2 separate regions of the Homo sapiens genome follow, and region 2 is linked to region 1. A link is a loop called in an ENCODE intact Hi-C map of the cell type or tissue named here. Cell type or tissue: tibial artery. All regions are shown on one strand.

Evidence for each region. A loop is a pair of places that touch in the nucleus more often than their neighbours do. Peaks named below come from ENCODE experiments on the same cell type or tissue, not always from the same donor. Only the 100,000 strongest peaks of a DNase experiment are listed, where the experiment ranks them.
Region 2: it touches region 1 in a loop (13-fold over the local background); 2 of 110 quality-filtered maps call a loop at or near these places.

Annotation. Positions count from the first base shown.
Region 1 is chr13:60,873,749-60,881,748 of GRCh38, forward strand. No RefSeq gene overlaps it. Among named protein-coding and RNA genes, the nearest start is that of LINC01442, 39 kb to the right of the region's middle. RefSeq lists an enhancer at 7,504-8,000. In tibial artery, no CTCF peak of the experiment used is centred here; no DNase peak of the experiment used is centred here.
Region 2 is chr13:60,762,181-60,770,180 of GRCh38, forward strand. No RefSeq gene overlaps it. Among named protein-coding and RNA genes, the nearest start is that of LINC00378, 93 kb to the left of the region's middle. RefSeq lists a silencer at 3,775-4,069. In tibial artery, no CTCF peak of the experiment used is centred here; no DNase peak of the experiment used is centred here; H3K27ac peaks cover 503 bases.

The sequences.
Region 1 (8,000 bases):
CTGCTGAAAAAAACAACAGGTGTAAAATGTTGACTGTTTTGTCAAATGCTGTGAATTTTGTTTTTGTAAATGAAGTTTTTTTTCTTTTACAAAAATAAAAAGTGTATTTTCTGTCTGTGCTTATTGCACACTTGAAATCATAATGGTCGTTTATGACATCAGATTTTGTCCCTGTGGAAAGGATTATGATGTTGTAAAGATAACATTATGATTTTGAGTAAAGAAGAATAAGGAACAGATGATCTCTTAAAAATGCAAATTCTATTTTTATGCAAATATCTTTCTTTGTAAAATACTCAAAAAAAATGCATACATTAGTTCATTAAAAGTGCCATAGAAGCAGAAATCTCTTTACTGAATGAATTTTCAAGTTTCCACTAGCCATCTGAAACCTTTTGTAAATGTGAACTCCAATTCAAAAAACTTAAAAAGATACCTTAAAAGATTTGAAATAGCGATTTTTTGTTTTATGAAAATGACTTTTATCAGTTTATCATTAAAAATTCAAGTTACATTTATACCTCTATTGAAAAATGGCTGCTGACAAAGCCATAAAAAACAAATTTAAAAAGCAATCTTTGATGGATGGGAAATATAAATTAAATATAAAAAGTTTTTGCTTACCTGTCTTCTGAAACCACTGGGAGTCTAAAAACTTAACAGCGTATTTAGAAAGCATTGTTGAGAAGGCCCCACCTCCCTTTTTTTTTTTTTTTTTTGTTTTGTTTTTTTTTGTTTTGAGGTATGTTCAGTTGATTTTCTTTCAATCTCTTCCTACACAAAAACCACAGGGTCTCTTTGGTATATTTTAACTTGAGAATAGAATGCTATATTTTTTGATGTATGTAATAGAGATAATCTGCCACATTTTGCTTTCTTTCCACAAAATTACTTTCAATGCTTTCTGCAAAGTTGAGGAAAATTGGAGCCCTGAATATTTTAGAATGACAGTAGTGGCAAAAAAATGAGAGAAGATGCAATCAGATTTTTTTTATCATATATTTAAGAGCCTCCAATTTTATAGTCAGAGGCAAAACTTGGCTCTGAATTTAAGTTGCTTTCTTTATATCAAGGCTATTGATAGTGAAAAATAGTGCTCATCTAATAATGATTAGGTCTATTAGTAAAGCCTGCTTATTTTGTTTTTATGTAATAGAATCATTTAGTTATCAGCTATTTTAATCTGAGTAAGCCAGTATATTCTTAGAGCTAAGTTGTAATTTATAAGATGCTAAGCAGTGTCTGGCACTTAAAAATTATTCTTCTAGGTCTATACAACTGCAGACTGCCATCAAACCAGAACAACTCCAAAACAGTGCTGAGGGTAGATGGTGGAGTTACAAGGCAAACATTTAAGGCCTGTTTTGTTATTTATTAGAAAATGAGTATGTGCTTGTCTCTAACTTTTCTGCTATCTACTTTATTCATCTTTAAAACTGAAATTGTAATAGCTAAGTTCATAGACTGATTTCTGAGAATAAAAATGGGCCATTTATGTGAAACTGGTCTGTAAACAAAAACCTATGTAAACATAAGGTATTATAATCACTTTATACTGCTATACTCACTTTAAGCAGTTATCACGGAGGATATACATTTTGTATAGTCTGGCTATTCAGACCTACTGGTTCAGAAACTTTGGAATTATTTTTGACAGAATTAATTAGTCTTGGCTTATAAACCATGCAGACTAAGAAATCAGGTAATCAAGGATCTGAGGTAAATATATATTTGTTTTGTATTGCTTTCAACAAAGTCTGTATTAGTTATTTATTGATACAGTACAGATTAACTCCAAACTCAGCAACTTAAAATAACAAACATTTAGTGTCTTTCACTTTATGTGGATCAGGAACACGGGAGAAGTTTAGCTGAGTACTTCTGGCACAAGGTCTTTCATGAGGCTGCATTCAAGTTGTTGGTTGGGACAGTGGTCTCATCTCAAACTGAAGGGGGGCAATCTACTTCCATGCTTACTTACCTAGTTATTGGCAGGCTTTGGTTCCTCAGCATGTGGGCCTCTCCACGGGCAATTTTCTTTCCAGAGGGCAAATGACGAGAGAGAGCGAGCGAGAGAGAGTGAGCAAACCAACTTAAGATGGAAACCACAATTATTTTATAGCCTAATCTTGACAATGACAGTCCATTATGTCTACCATATTTATTAGAAGAAAGTCACTAAGTCCATCTCATACTCAACGTGATTACACAAGGGTATGAGAACTAAAAAGCAAGTCTCATCAGAGATCTTTTTGGCAGCTGCCTACCACAGACTGTCCTGTGGCTCCCAGGACATGAACTACATTCACTACACACCATAGGTCATATTTCATTCTGTTATACCATTGCCTTAAAGCCCAGGATCTTGCCATCTAAACCTGGACCAGGAGTAGATGAGGCTCATTGATGTGATTCCTTGGGTACAGCTCCCCACATACAGTTTCTCCTGATCTACAGATATGTGAAACAAAACTGAGAGGTTGTCTTCCACCCTCACCCCTAACATATTAATATGATGGGGGGAAGGCATAGTATAGCTACTATAAACATTCATGTTCAAAAGAGATAAAATGGGAGCCTCTAAGGAGTCCATAAAAATTCTGAAATCCAGCCAGGCAAATTGGAAAGTACTCTATTAGCTCTCAAAGTCTGGGAAGAATTCACTGTGGCTCCCTGCTCCTCTCTTCGGGCTCTTATTTCCACCCCCATAATTTTATTTTTACAAACAGGCAGCACATGCCTGTAGCTGAGCAGTTCTCTCAGTCTTCTTCTTGCTGGTAAAACTCTGGGGGTTCAATGGCCTCTCCTAACTCCATACTATTATTTTTCTCCTCAGGCCCAGCTGGCAATGATGCTGGAAATGTAACCCTTCTGAGAATTTTGCTGGACTTTTCCATATATTCGTTAGACAAACTTACACCACAAGTCTCTTTAAGAGTACCCCTTCTCTACCTTGGGCTCCTGCTAGACAGCTGAGGGACAGTGCCCTTAAGCTTCACAGAAATCCTTTTGTTTGATTTATAGAAGCTGCATGGCAGACAATCTATTTTTATTTTATTTATACAAAGTTCCAAAGAATCAAAACTCAGCTATAGTATTTAGAGATTCCCACTTAAATATCATAACTGCACGGAAAACAAAGGAGTAATTTACAAGAATATTAGAATCCTAAGTGCTCCTGGGAAGAGGGAGAGGGATGTGGAGAGAACTGTAAGAAGGGCTTCAAACTTGTTTTTAATCTTTCATATGTTATACTGGATGATGGATACACTGATGTTTACTTCATAGTTTTTATTAAAATTTAAAGAAATATATATGTACGTACATTATGTATTCCTTTGTCCACATGATTTATACAAAAGAGCAAAACTGGCCAGGTGTGGTGGCTCACGCCTGCAATTCCAGCACTTTGAGAGGCTGAGGCAAGAGGATCAGCTGAGGTCAAGAGTGAGACCAGCCTGACCAACATGGTGAAATCCTGTCTCTACTAAAAATACAAAAATTAGACAGGTGTGGTGGTGCATGCCTGTAGTCCCAGCTACTTGGGAAGCTGAGGCAGGAGAATTGCTTGAACCCGGGAGGCGGAGGTTGCAGTGAGTCGAGATCATGCTACTGCACCACTGTACTCCAGCCCGGGAGACAGAGTGAGACTCCATCCCCCCACAAAAAATAAAAAGTATAGTCACTAAAATGCAGTTGAGGAGTGGTTTTTGAAACCCAGAGAAGGCATAGAAATATTGTGTTTTGAAACAAGGTAGAAAGAGTGAAGTTGTAATGCAATTAAAAGCGTGAGCTGTATACAGGCATTAGGTGATTAAACTGAGTTAAGTTAATAGGTTTTGCCTTTTTGCATGTTTTGTTAGCTATTTGATAATATTTTTCTAAAGAGAAAAATGTTCCAAGAGAACAATATTAAATGTGATCATTCATCACATCCAAAGCAACATTTTTCTTGTTCTGCTCATTTTTGTTTCATTCTGTTTTGTGAAACCAAAGAGGAGGAAAGGAAAAAGAGGAGGAAAGGAATTTGGTGGTAATAATCAAACTTACATTATTGGAGAGTTTTGAGAAAACAGCCTTCTCAAGAGCAGTTATTCTGAATTGTTGGTGAAGTTCTACCAACATAATAAGGGAAAGAAGGAGAGAGGTTTGCTGTTTTCTATGTTCAAATAGAGAACTTGGTTAGATGTGATATTATAAAGATAGAAAGTGACATATAGTCAAAGTTCTCTTCCTAAACCAGTTCTGGTGTTGTCACTCTTTTGATTAAATATCTTCAGACCTTCAGGATAAAAGGCATGCATACAAAGCCCTTCATGACATGACACGTGCTTTTCTCTTCACCCCTACCTCCTGTCATTCTCACTCCATCCCAATAGACTGAGACTCCAAAAGCCACCAGCTCATTGCTTTTCTGGAATATGCAAAGCTCTCTCTCCATTCATGCTCATGTACTTGTTCTTCTCTCTGACCCAAAGACCCTTCACTGGCTAACTCCTGGTTACCCTTCAGATGGGGAAGAGATTAAATACTGAGAAAATGTTCCTGTCTTTCCCCAAAGTTTGGGGTAGTTAGATGTTTCTGAAGAAATCATGTTGACCTTGCCTCCTAAGTTAGTGTTTCTCAAAATGGACTTCACATTCCTTAGAGGGCAGGGATGGTGTCTCCTTTTCTGCTTTATCATTATGACTTTACAGTAAGCACTCAATAAGTATTTGTGGGCTAAACAGATGGATGCATTTTGTGGATGAATGAAATGATTCTGAGAGTACTCCAATTATGAAAGTGTAGAACTGACATGGTTTGGCTGTGTCCCCACCCAAATCTCATCTTGAATTGTAACTCCCATAATTCCCACATGTTGTGGGAGGGACCTGGTGGGAGATAATTGAATCGTGGGAGTGGTTGCCCCATACTGTTGTCATGGTAGTGAATACGTCTCACAAGACCTGATGGTTTTATGCTGGGTTTCTCCTTTCACTTGGCTCTCATTCTCTTTGCCAGCCACCATGTAAGACGTCCCTTTGCTCTTCCTTTGTCTTTTGCCATGATTATGAAGCCTCCCGAGCCAAAGGGAACTGTGAGCCCATTAAACCTCTTTGCTTTTTAAATTACCCAGTTTTGGGTATGTCTTTATTAGTCCTTGAGAGCAAACTAATACAAGAACAATAGGTAGGTTTGTAGAGTCCTTAAGCATGTGGGCTATGGAACCTAACTGCTTGGCATGAAATTTTATCTCTACCATTTACTAACTGTTAGTTCTGGGGCAAGTTGTATAAACTTTCTTGACTCAGCTCTCTCATTTGTTAAAATAGTAATAACACCTTCATTGTGTTGTTGGAATGATTAAATGAAGTAATATATGTTAAGTGCTCAGTCAGTCCTGATACCTAGTAGTTCAATATGCTGAATATTGCCCCAGGTAGCAGACCACTGGATTCAGTTAAGACTCATAAGGACCAACAAAAGGTGGATCCAGGAAGGAGAAGGTGCATGCTTGACCCTCTTATCTTCCTCATCACAATACTAAAAACACCATGTTGAAATTGTGTGTTTAGTAGTATGTATCTCCATTTTATCCTGAAGATCTGTGAGAGAAAGCCCATTGTTCTCTTGAGCACTGCTGTATCTCTAATATCAGCACATAGAAATTCTTCAACAAATATTTGCTGAATGATTAGTAAGCACAATCAGGTGAAGGCATTTGAGACTTTTATGGCGTGACTCTAACAACCTTGATAGTAAGTAATTGGGAGCCTTAAAAATTATAAACCCCCCTGAAAACTCAGGCATTACAGCAACCATCTCCATTAGTGGCAATTAATTATACTTTGAATTTTCTCACCTTGAAGTCAGGTTTAAAAATACCCTTTACCTGTGTGTGTGTGACAAGGCATGGTATGAAGTAGGGATGAGATCAGCAGAGGTGAAGTCAAGGACAGAGTAGGGACAAGGAAATGAACCCAGGGAGAAGGTTTCACTTGAATAGGGAATGACAGTAGTATTGTTTAGAGGGATCCCTAAATGTATCAGTGGATGTTCCGAGAGCACTGGGTATTTTGCAGTACATGAAACCTCTACAGCCTCATATTTCACTACACAATTCGGGAGAAAGTAAAATATGAGAAAAAAGATTAGTGGATTTAGGGAGATAAGGCAGTGAATTAACAGCTCACTGTTTGGAGAGTATCATATATAACAGCTCAGGACACAAATTCTTTGATAAATGATATCTTCAGGGAATTTTCAGACAAAATAAAAGTTTTCCAATTAGTTTCCTTGAGATAATGTCACTTTTCCCCATAAACACACTGTAGTTGATTTCATTTTTCATATGTTGGTTTGCTGATGATTTAGACAAAGGTGAATGAACCTGGCTTTACTCGCAGGATACATATTTTAAAATGGTATGCTGGTTCTTAGACAGGTAACTTCCACCAGCCAGCCCTCAAGGTGAATAAGAAACACCTTTTTGGCTCTTTGGAACACTAACTCTTTCAGGACATTACATTTCATCTCCAGTACACTAATTGGCAATTTGGGAGCCTGAAGCTGTAATCTATCTCCTAGAAGAGTTGTTACCTCACACCTAGGGGGTAGTTTACTTTCCCGGTGATATCACAGAATAGCAGAATTTGAAGGAATTTTGAGCAGTGAAATATACAGGTCTTGGCCAGAGGAACGCAGGAAAGACAGGCATATTACACGCAGTTTCAACCCCAGTAGCAGCCCCTGCATAGTCTTGGGATCATCTTAAACTCCCTTGCTTCCGTTTTCTAACCAGGAAACAAATTCCAGATCAATTCTAGATGGAAGCTGACAAGTCTTTATAAAACACTGTCTTATTAGATGAGTGGACTTTGTGATGTCTTCTGTTATGTCAACAGAGAGATGGTACGATCCTGACCTTTTTTCGGGAAGCACTTCCACTTTCAGAAGGTTTTGTTCAACCCATCTCTAAGATGCACCAATCTATCTGATTTCAATATTTCTTGCCAGAATAGCTATATATTTACCTTATGTAACAGGTTCCACCCTCAGGTATTCTTCCTAAATTACTAATGCTATGTCTTAAATTTATTATGTCTTTTTTACTTAGGAAGCACTGGAGTATGATGGTTAAGAATTGGTTTCTGAAGCTTAGAGGGTCAGAAGTTTGAGTCTAGCTCTGCGTACTAACTTGTGGCTTTGTAAGATTATATAGATTCTCTAAGACTCCCTGTTCTATTCTGTAACATGGGGTAATAATAACAGCTTACCTCAGGTGTTGGCTCTGAGAGATAAATAATATAATTCTAGTTTTTTTTACTAGATAGTTATTATCATTATTACTGTTGTACAGATATAGTCAGGGTTGAAGTTTACTTCATGATAAAACTGTCTGTAAAAAATTAGTAACATACATTAATTCTAGGGGAAGAGTTTTAAATTTTCATAAACTTTGGAAGGCTGCATAAAATAGTCAACATTTTTATTATAAATTTGCTAATGTAACCATACAAGTATAATTTAAAAACTTGTTTTTAAACAAGTAAGTATTATACTTAAAATGGCAGAAAGCAAACTGGATTTCTTTGAAAGCATCTGTTGTTTTTGACTCCTCACTGATTTAAACTAACTTTATCTCAGTACCAATGAATGATCTTTCCCATAGTTTCTTATTTACCCATCTTTCTTTCATGTTAACCACCCTAAATTGCAGGATTTTTAAATGGCGGGGAGTGGGTAAGGATATTGACCTGCTTATTACACGACAAAATTTAAATCCTTAACTTGGTCAGTTCATAGCTGTGGTCTCTGAACAAATATTTGATCTCTCTGGACTTTATTTGCCTCTTTGTAAAATAGAGATGGCAATAGCTCATAGTATTGAAAAGAAAATAGCTGGGTTCAATTGGCTTGACAAAAAGCTATTAAGAGCTATTTTAATGTAAAGCAAGTTACCCTTCTGAAGTCCAAATTGCTCCTTGTGGGGAAGATGAAGCAAGGACCCTGAAGCT
Region 2 (8,000 bases), 110 kb before region 1:
TGTGTCTGTTGAGATAATCACGTGGTTTTGGTCTTCAGTTCTCTTTATATGATGAATCTCCTTTATTGATTTGTGTATGTTGAACCAACCTTGCATCCCGGGGATGAGGCCTACTTGATCATTGTGGATTAGCTTTTTGATGTGCTGCTGGGATTCAGTTTGTGAGTATTTTGTTGAGGATTTTTACATGAATGTTCAGCAAGGATATTGGCCTGAAGTTTTCTTTTTTTGTTGTATCTCTGCCAAGTTTTGGTATCAGGATGATGCTGGCCTCACACAATGAGTTGGTGAGGAGTCCTTCCTCCTCAGTTTTTTGGAGTGGTCTCTGTAGGAATGCTACCAGTACTTCTTTGAACATCTGGTAGAATTCGACTGAACCCATCAGGTCCCAAGACTTTTCTTGGTTGTTGGGCTATTTATTACTGATTCAAATTCAGAGCTCGTTATTGGTCTGTTCATGAAATCAGTTTCTTTCTGGTTCAGTCTTGGAAGGGTGTATGTGTCCAGGAATTTATTCATCTCTTCTAGATTTTCTAGTTTGTGTGCATAGAGGTGTTCATAGTAGTTTTTGATGGTTGTTTTTATTTCTGTGGGGTCAGTAGTAACATTCTCTTGTCATTTCTAATTGTGTTTATTTGGATAGTCTCTTTTCCTCCTTTATTACTCTAGTTAGTGGCCTATTTTATTAGTTTTTTCAAAAAACCAACTTTTGGATTTATTGATTTTCTGAACTTTTTTTGGTGTCTCAATTTCCTTCAGTTCAATTCTGATTTTTGATTATTTCTCATCTTCCGCTAGCTTTTGGGTTGATTTATTCTTGCTTCTCTAATTCTTTCAGTTGTGATGTTAAGTTGTTAATCTGAGATCTTTCTAACTTTGTGATGTGAGCATTTAGTGCTAAGAATTTTACTAACATTGCCTTAGCCGTGTCCCAGAGATTCTGATATGTTTTATCTTTGTTCTCATTAGTTTAAAAAAACTTTTGATTTCTGCCTTAATTTCATTATTTACCCAAAAGTCATTCAAGAGCACGTTGTTTAATTTCTATGTGTTTGCATGGTTTTGAGCAATTTTCTTAGTCTTGACTTCTATTTTTATTATGGTGTGGTCTTAAGTGTGTGTGTGTTATAATTTTTTTTAACATTTGTTGAGGATAGTTTTATGTCCAATTATGTGGTCGATTTTAGAATATGTGCCATATGGCAATGAGAAGAATGTATATTCTGTTGTTGTGGGGTGGAGTGTTCTGTAAAGGCCTACCATATCTATTTGGTTCAATGTTGAGTTTAGGTCCTGAATGTCTTTGTTAGTTTTCTTCCTTGACGATGTGTCTAATACTGTCAGTGGAGTGCTGAAGTTTCCCATTATTATTGTGTGGGAGTCTATGTCTCTTTGTAGTTCTCTAATAACTTACTTTATGAATCTGGGTGTTCCTCTGTTGGGTGCATCTATATTTAGGATAGTTAGGTCTTCTCGTTGAATTGAATCCTTTACTATTATGTAATGCCCTTCTTTGTCTTTTTTATTTTTGATTTTTGTTGGCTTGAAATCTGTTTTGTCTGAAATTAGTATTGCAACCCCTGGTGTTTTCTGTTTTCCATTTACTTGATAGATTTTCCTCCATCCCTTTATTTTGAGCCTATGAGTGTCACTACATGTGAGATGGGTCTCTTGAAGATGGCATAGCATTGTCCAGCTTTCCATTTTTATCCAGCTTTCCACTCTGTACCATTTAAGTGGGGCATTTAGCCCATTTACATTCAAGGTTAGTATCAATATGTGTGGATTTGATCCTGTCATTGTGTTGTCAGCTGGTTATTATGTTGGCTTATTTATGTGGTTGCTTTACAGTGACACTGATCTGTATGTTTAAGTATTTTCTTGTATTAGCTGGTAGCAGTCTTTTTTTTCTACATTTAGTGCTCTTTTCAAGATCCCTTTTAAGGCAGGTCTGATGGTAATAAATTTGCTCAACATTTGCTTATCTGAAAAAGAACTTATTTTTCCTTCACTTAGGAAGCTGAGTTTTGCTCGACATGAAATTCTTAGTTGAAGACTTTTTTCCTTAAGAATGTTGAACATAGGACCCTGGTGTCTTCTGGCTTGTAGGGTTTCAGCTGAGAGGTTTGCTATTAGCCTGATGGGGTTCCCTTTGCTGATGACCTGCCCTTTCTCTGTCTGCCTTTAACATTCTTTTATTTTGATCTTGGAAAAGCTGATGATTATGTGCTTGGGGATGATCTTCTTTTGTAGAATCTTGCAGGAGTTCTCTGTATATCTTGAATTTGACTGTTGGCTTCTCTAGCAAGGTTGGGGATGTTTTCATGGACAATATGTATTTCATGGACAATGTGTTTTCATGGAAATATGTATTCCAAGTTGTTTGCTTTCTCCCCCTCCCTTTCAGGGATGACAGTGATTTGTAGATTTGATCTCTTTACATAATCGCCTACTTTTCAGAAGTTTTGTTCATTGCTTGAAATTCTTTTTTCTTTATTTTTGTCTATCTTATTTCAGAAAACCATTCTTCAGATTCTGAGATTCTTTCCTTAGCTTAGTTTATTTGGCTGTTAATACTTGTGATTGCATTGTGAAATTCTTGTATTGTGTTGTTTAGTTCTTTCTTGGTTCTTTCTTTTTTTCTTTTTTGAGACGGAATTTCACTCTTGTCACCCAGGCTGGAGTGCAATGGCATAATCTTGGCTCACTGTAACCTCCGCCTCCCGGGTTCAAGCAATTCTCCTGTCTCAATCTCCCGAGTAGCTGGGATTATAGGCGCCCACCACCATGCCCTGCTAATTTTTGTATTTTTAGTTACAGACGGGCTTTCACTATGTTGGTCAGGCTGGTCTTGAACTTCTGATCTCAGATGATCCACCCACCTTGGCCTCCCAAAGTGCTGGGATTCCAGGTGTAAGCCGTTGCACCTGGCCTGTGTTATTTAGTTCTGTCAGAACTGTTAGGTTCTTTTATATTCTGGCTCTTTAATCCTTCAGTTCCTGTTTCACCTTATTATGATTCTTAATTTCCTTGCATTGGGTTTTGCTGTCCTCCTGAATCTCATTATCTTTGTTCCTATTCATATTCTGTATTTTATGTCTGTCATTCCAGCCAGTTCAGCCTTATTAAGTCTTGTTGGAGAATGGGTGTGGTTGTTTGGAGGACATACAGCACTCTGGCCATTTGAGTTACTGGAGTTCTTGCATTGATTCTTTCTCATCTCTGGGTGTGGGTATTCCTTTAACTGCCATGTAGATTGAGTACAGTCAATAGGCTTCTTTTCTGGATGTTTTCACCAGGCTGAGACTTTGTGCAGGGTCTTTATTTGAAGCTGACATTTTTTCTCTGGTTTTAGAGGGGGGTATGTTACAAGTAAAGATTTTGGAGTTACAAGTAAAGAAAGAACAGAGAGCAGAGTAAGTGCTAATAGGGGGTAGGGCATTCTTTTCAAGAAGTGGGTGCTAAAGGATAGAGAACAATTATTTCTTGAGATGAGATCTAAGGCAGCATTGCCCTTAGACTTCGAAAACAGAAACCTCTGCCCTGGGCCCCTCAACTGTTCTGAGTACAAGGATACAGTGGTAAACACAGTTGATAAAGCCTTGGTATCCTGAAACCAGTCTGCCTTTTTCAGAATTGGTAGCAACAGCACAGCTTCTCTCAATGAGATACATAGTCAGGATAGAAATCAAAACAACTTGGTAAATAATCACACTATGTAAACATTACTTTTCAGTAACAGTGTCATAAGTGACTAAACACTGCTTAGCAATAGCCAGGTATAGTCATTATTTATAGTCTCTTTTTGAGAAGAATTTTACTCAAGCCATCTTTCAGAATCTTGCTTTTCACAATTTTCCTCTTTTCTCTTTCTGGATTGACAGAGAGACAAGTTAAAGAAAATCCTCCCACACAGTTTCCACTATTGGCGTAATGACTAACACTCTTATCAAAATCTGGCTGTCTCAGTGCTGGAATGTGCTGCACTATGCTGTGTTTGCTCATGTGTAAAATGGCACACTTATAACTGGCCTGTTTTCCCTTTTGGTATTAAGAACTCACATTCCAAATGCAAGTGTGAGAGAAGCTGGAGGGCGTGGAATTCCCTGGTGTTATTGGCCTTCCCTCCGCCATGGTCTGACTGGGGTGGTTTGTCTTGACTTGCTGGTGCCAGGGTGACAGTGTTGAGATAGCACAGTTCAGGGATTCCTTAGGTGGGGCTTTTCCAGCGGAGAGTGTACTGTCAAGTAAAATTGAATCAAAGAGTGACATGAACAAGATTTTTTTTTAAACTTAATTTAAAATTTTAAAGTGTTCTAGAAAAACACTGGACTTTCACATTAGTTGTGTGATCTTAGTGTCTTAATTTTCTCACTTGTAAAATGGGGTTATAATATCAATGTCACAGAGTTTCAGTGAAGATGAATATAATTGATGTATTTAGAGCATCTTTTTTAAGAAACTGGGTCTCACTGTGTTGCCCAGGCTGGAGTGCTCTGCTGATATTGCTTGACCAAGCATATACGTTATAGTTTACACCAGCAGTCCCCAACTTTTTTGGCACCAGAGACCAGTTTTTTGGAAGACAGCTTTTCCATGGATGAAGAAGAGGGATGGTTTTGGGTTGAAACTGTTCCACCTTAGATCATCAAGCATGAGATGATAAGAAGCATGCAGCCTAGATCCCTCGCATGTGCAAGCATTCATGCTCCTGTGAAAATCTAATGCCACTGCTGATTTGACAGGAGGGAGAGCTCAGGCGATAATGCTGGCTGTTGTGCTGCTTATCTCCTGCTGTGTGGTCTGGCTCCTAACAGGCCATGGCTTGGGGGTTGGGACCCCTGGTTTATACTATAACACATTTTATTGAGCATTTACTAAGTGACAGCCACTGTGGTATATCTGACAATAGAACAGTTGCCAAAGGCTGTATCTCATGGAGTTCATGTGTCATTATTCCATGTAGCAATTCTAGTGGTGTTGTGTTAAGCACAATGATGGGATGATGTTTTCTGGTGTTGCTATTTTTGTATTCTTTGCCTCTAATATAAACATTGGAAGTTTTATCAGAGTGCCTCCCGTGTAATAAATCTATAATACATGGATTTCAAATGAACAAATATTGTAGCCACAGTGTGGATTTTAAAGAGCCAGAAAGTACGATGCTGTCTTTATTAGGGAAGACAGAAGAATGTATTCATATAGATCTCAATGAATGCTTCAGTGGCAATTGTTTTCAGATTAGGAGGCCTGACTTCTTTTCTACCAACCAGTACGGCCTCACCCTGTAATGTGGAAAAGAAGGCAGGTCTCCTAAAATTTACTTATTTATAAGCAAAGGTTGGCAATTCCTTTGTGACATTTTTAAAAACAGTTTAATTAAGGTATAATTAACCTACAATAAATTGGAAAAATTTGAAGTGTAGTATTTGACAAGTCTTGACATATGTATGTACCCACGAACCCATGATGCCAATCAAGTTAATGAATAAAGATACTCATCACCCCAAAGTTTTCTCATAACTGATTTGTAATACCTCCATCTCACTCCTGACACCATTCCCCCACTGTCCCACCACCATCTCAATCCCCAGTGGTTACTAACCTGTTTTCTATCACTGGAGATTAGTTTGCATTTTCTAGAGTTTTGTATAAAGGGAATCATATGTATTCTTTGTGTTTCTCTGGCTTCTTTCAGTATAATTACTTCGGGATTCATCCATGTTGTTGCATGTATCATCAATTTATTCCATTCTATTTGCTGGGTGGTATTTCATTGTGTGGATACCCCACTGCTTGTTTATCCATTTATTTGTTGATGCACATTTTGATCATTTCATTTTTTTTCTTGGGTTAATACTTAGGAGTTGGATAGTTGTATCATAGAGTAGGTATATGTTTACATTTAAAGAAACTGCCAAAATATTTTCCAAAGTGGTTATGCCACTTCACTTTTTTTTTTCAAGTTGAGAAAAATTTACTCATGTGTTAGCAAAGGATGCATAATATGAAATTAGAGCCTATTAATCTTTATTTTTTTAACTTTTAAGTTAAAGGTACAAGTTCAGGTTTGTTACATAGGTAAACTTATGCCATGGGGGTTTGTTGTACAGATTATTTCATCACCCAGGTATTAAGTCTAGTGCTCATTAATTATTTTTCTTCATCCTCTCCCTCCTCCCACCCTTCACCCTCTGAAAGGCCACCATGTATGTTGTTCTCCTCTACGTGTCCATGTGTTCTCACCATTTAGCTTCTACTAATGAGAATATGCTGTATTTGGTTTTCTGTTCCTGCATTAGTTTGCTAAGGATAATGGTCTCCAGCTTCATCCATGTCCCTGCAAAGGACATAATCTCATTCTTTTTTATGGATGCATAGTATCCCAAGGGGTGTGTGTGTGTGTGTGTGTGTGTGTGTGTGTGTGTGTATGTGTGTGTATGTATGTATCTAGCTCTCTCTATATATATGTATCTAGCTCTCTCTCTATATGTATCTAGCTCTATATATATGTATCTAGCTCTCTCTCTCTCTATATATATGTGTGTGTGTGTGTGTATATATATATATATATATATATATATATATATATATATATATATCACATTTTCTTTATCCCAGTCTCTCATTGATGGGCATTTATGCTGACCATGTCTTTGCTATTGTGAATAGTGCTGCCACTTCACATTTCAACCAACAGTGTGTGGGAGTTCAAGTTGCTCTACATCCTCCCCAGTACTTGGTATGGTCAGCATTTTTAATTTTAGCTATTCTAATAGGCACAACGTAGTGTCTTGTTGTGATTTTAATCTGCATTTTACTAATGACTAATTATGCTGTTTTTGTCAAGTTTGTCGAAGATCAGATAATTGTAGATGTGTGGTATTATTTCTGAGGGCTCTGTTCTGTTCCATTGGTCTATATCTCTGTTTTGGTACCAGTACCATGCTATTTTGGTTACTGTAGCCTTGTAGTATAGTTTGAAGTCAGGTAGTGTGATGCCTCCAGCTTTGTTCTTTTGGCTTAGGATTATCACGGCAACGCGGGCTTTTTTTGGTTCCATATGAACATTAAAGTGTTTTTTTCCAATTCTGTGAAGAAAGTCATTGGTAGCTTGATGGTGATGGCACTGAATCTGTAAATTACCTTGGGCAGTATGGCCATTTTCATGATATTGATTCTTCCTACCCATGAGCATGGAATGTTCTTCCATTTGTTTGTATCCTCTTTTATGCAATTGAACAGTGGTTTGTAATTCTCCTTGAAGAGGTCCTTCACATCCCTTGTAAGTTGGATTCCTAGGTATTTTATTCTCTTTGAAGAAATTGTAAATGGGAGTTCACTCATGATTTGGCTCTCTGTTTGTCTGTTATTTGTGTATAGAGAAAGCTTTCATCTTTTCCTCATTGAGTATCATGTTGGTTGTAGGTTTGTCATATATGACCTTCATTGAGATAAACCTATTTTTTAAAATTAATTTATTTTTGATTATACTTTAAGTTCTGGGATACACGTGCAGAACGTGCAGGTTTGTTACATACGTATACATGTGCCATGGTGGTTTGCTGCACCCGTCAACCCATCAACTACATTAGGTATTTCTCCTAATGCTATCCCTCCCCTAGACCCGCACCCCTTGACAGGTCCTGACGTGTGATGTTGCCCTCTCTGTGTCCATGTGTTCTCATTGTTCAACTCCCACTTATGAGTGAGAACATGTGGTGTTTGGTTTTCTGTTCCTGTGTTAGTTTGCTGAGAATGATGGTTTCCAGCTTCATCTATATCCCTGCAAAGGACATGAACTCATCCTTTTTTATGGCTGCGTAGTATTCTATGATGTACATGTGCCACATTTTCTTTATCCAGTCTATCATTGATGGACATTTGGGTTGGTTCCAAGTCTTTGGTATTGTGAACAGTGCTGCAATAAACATACACGTGCATGTGTCTTTAAACCTATTTTTATTGATATTATCACTTTTTTTGTTGGTTTAAGTCTA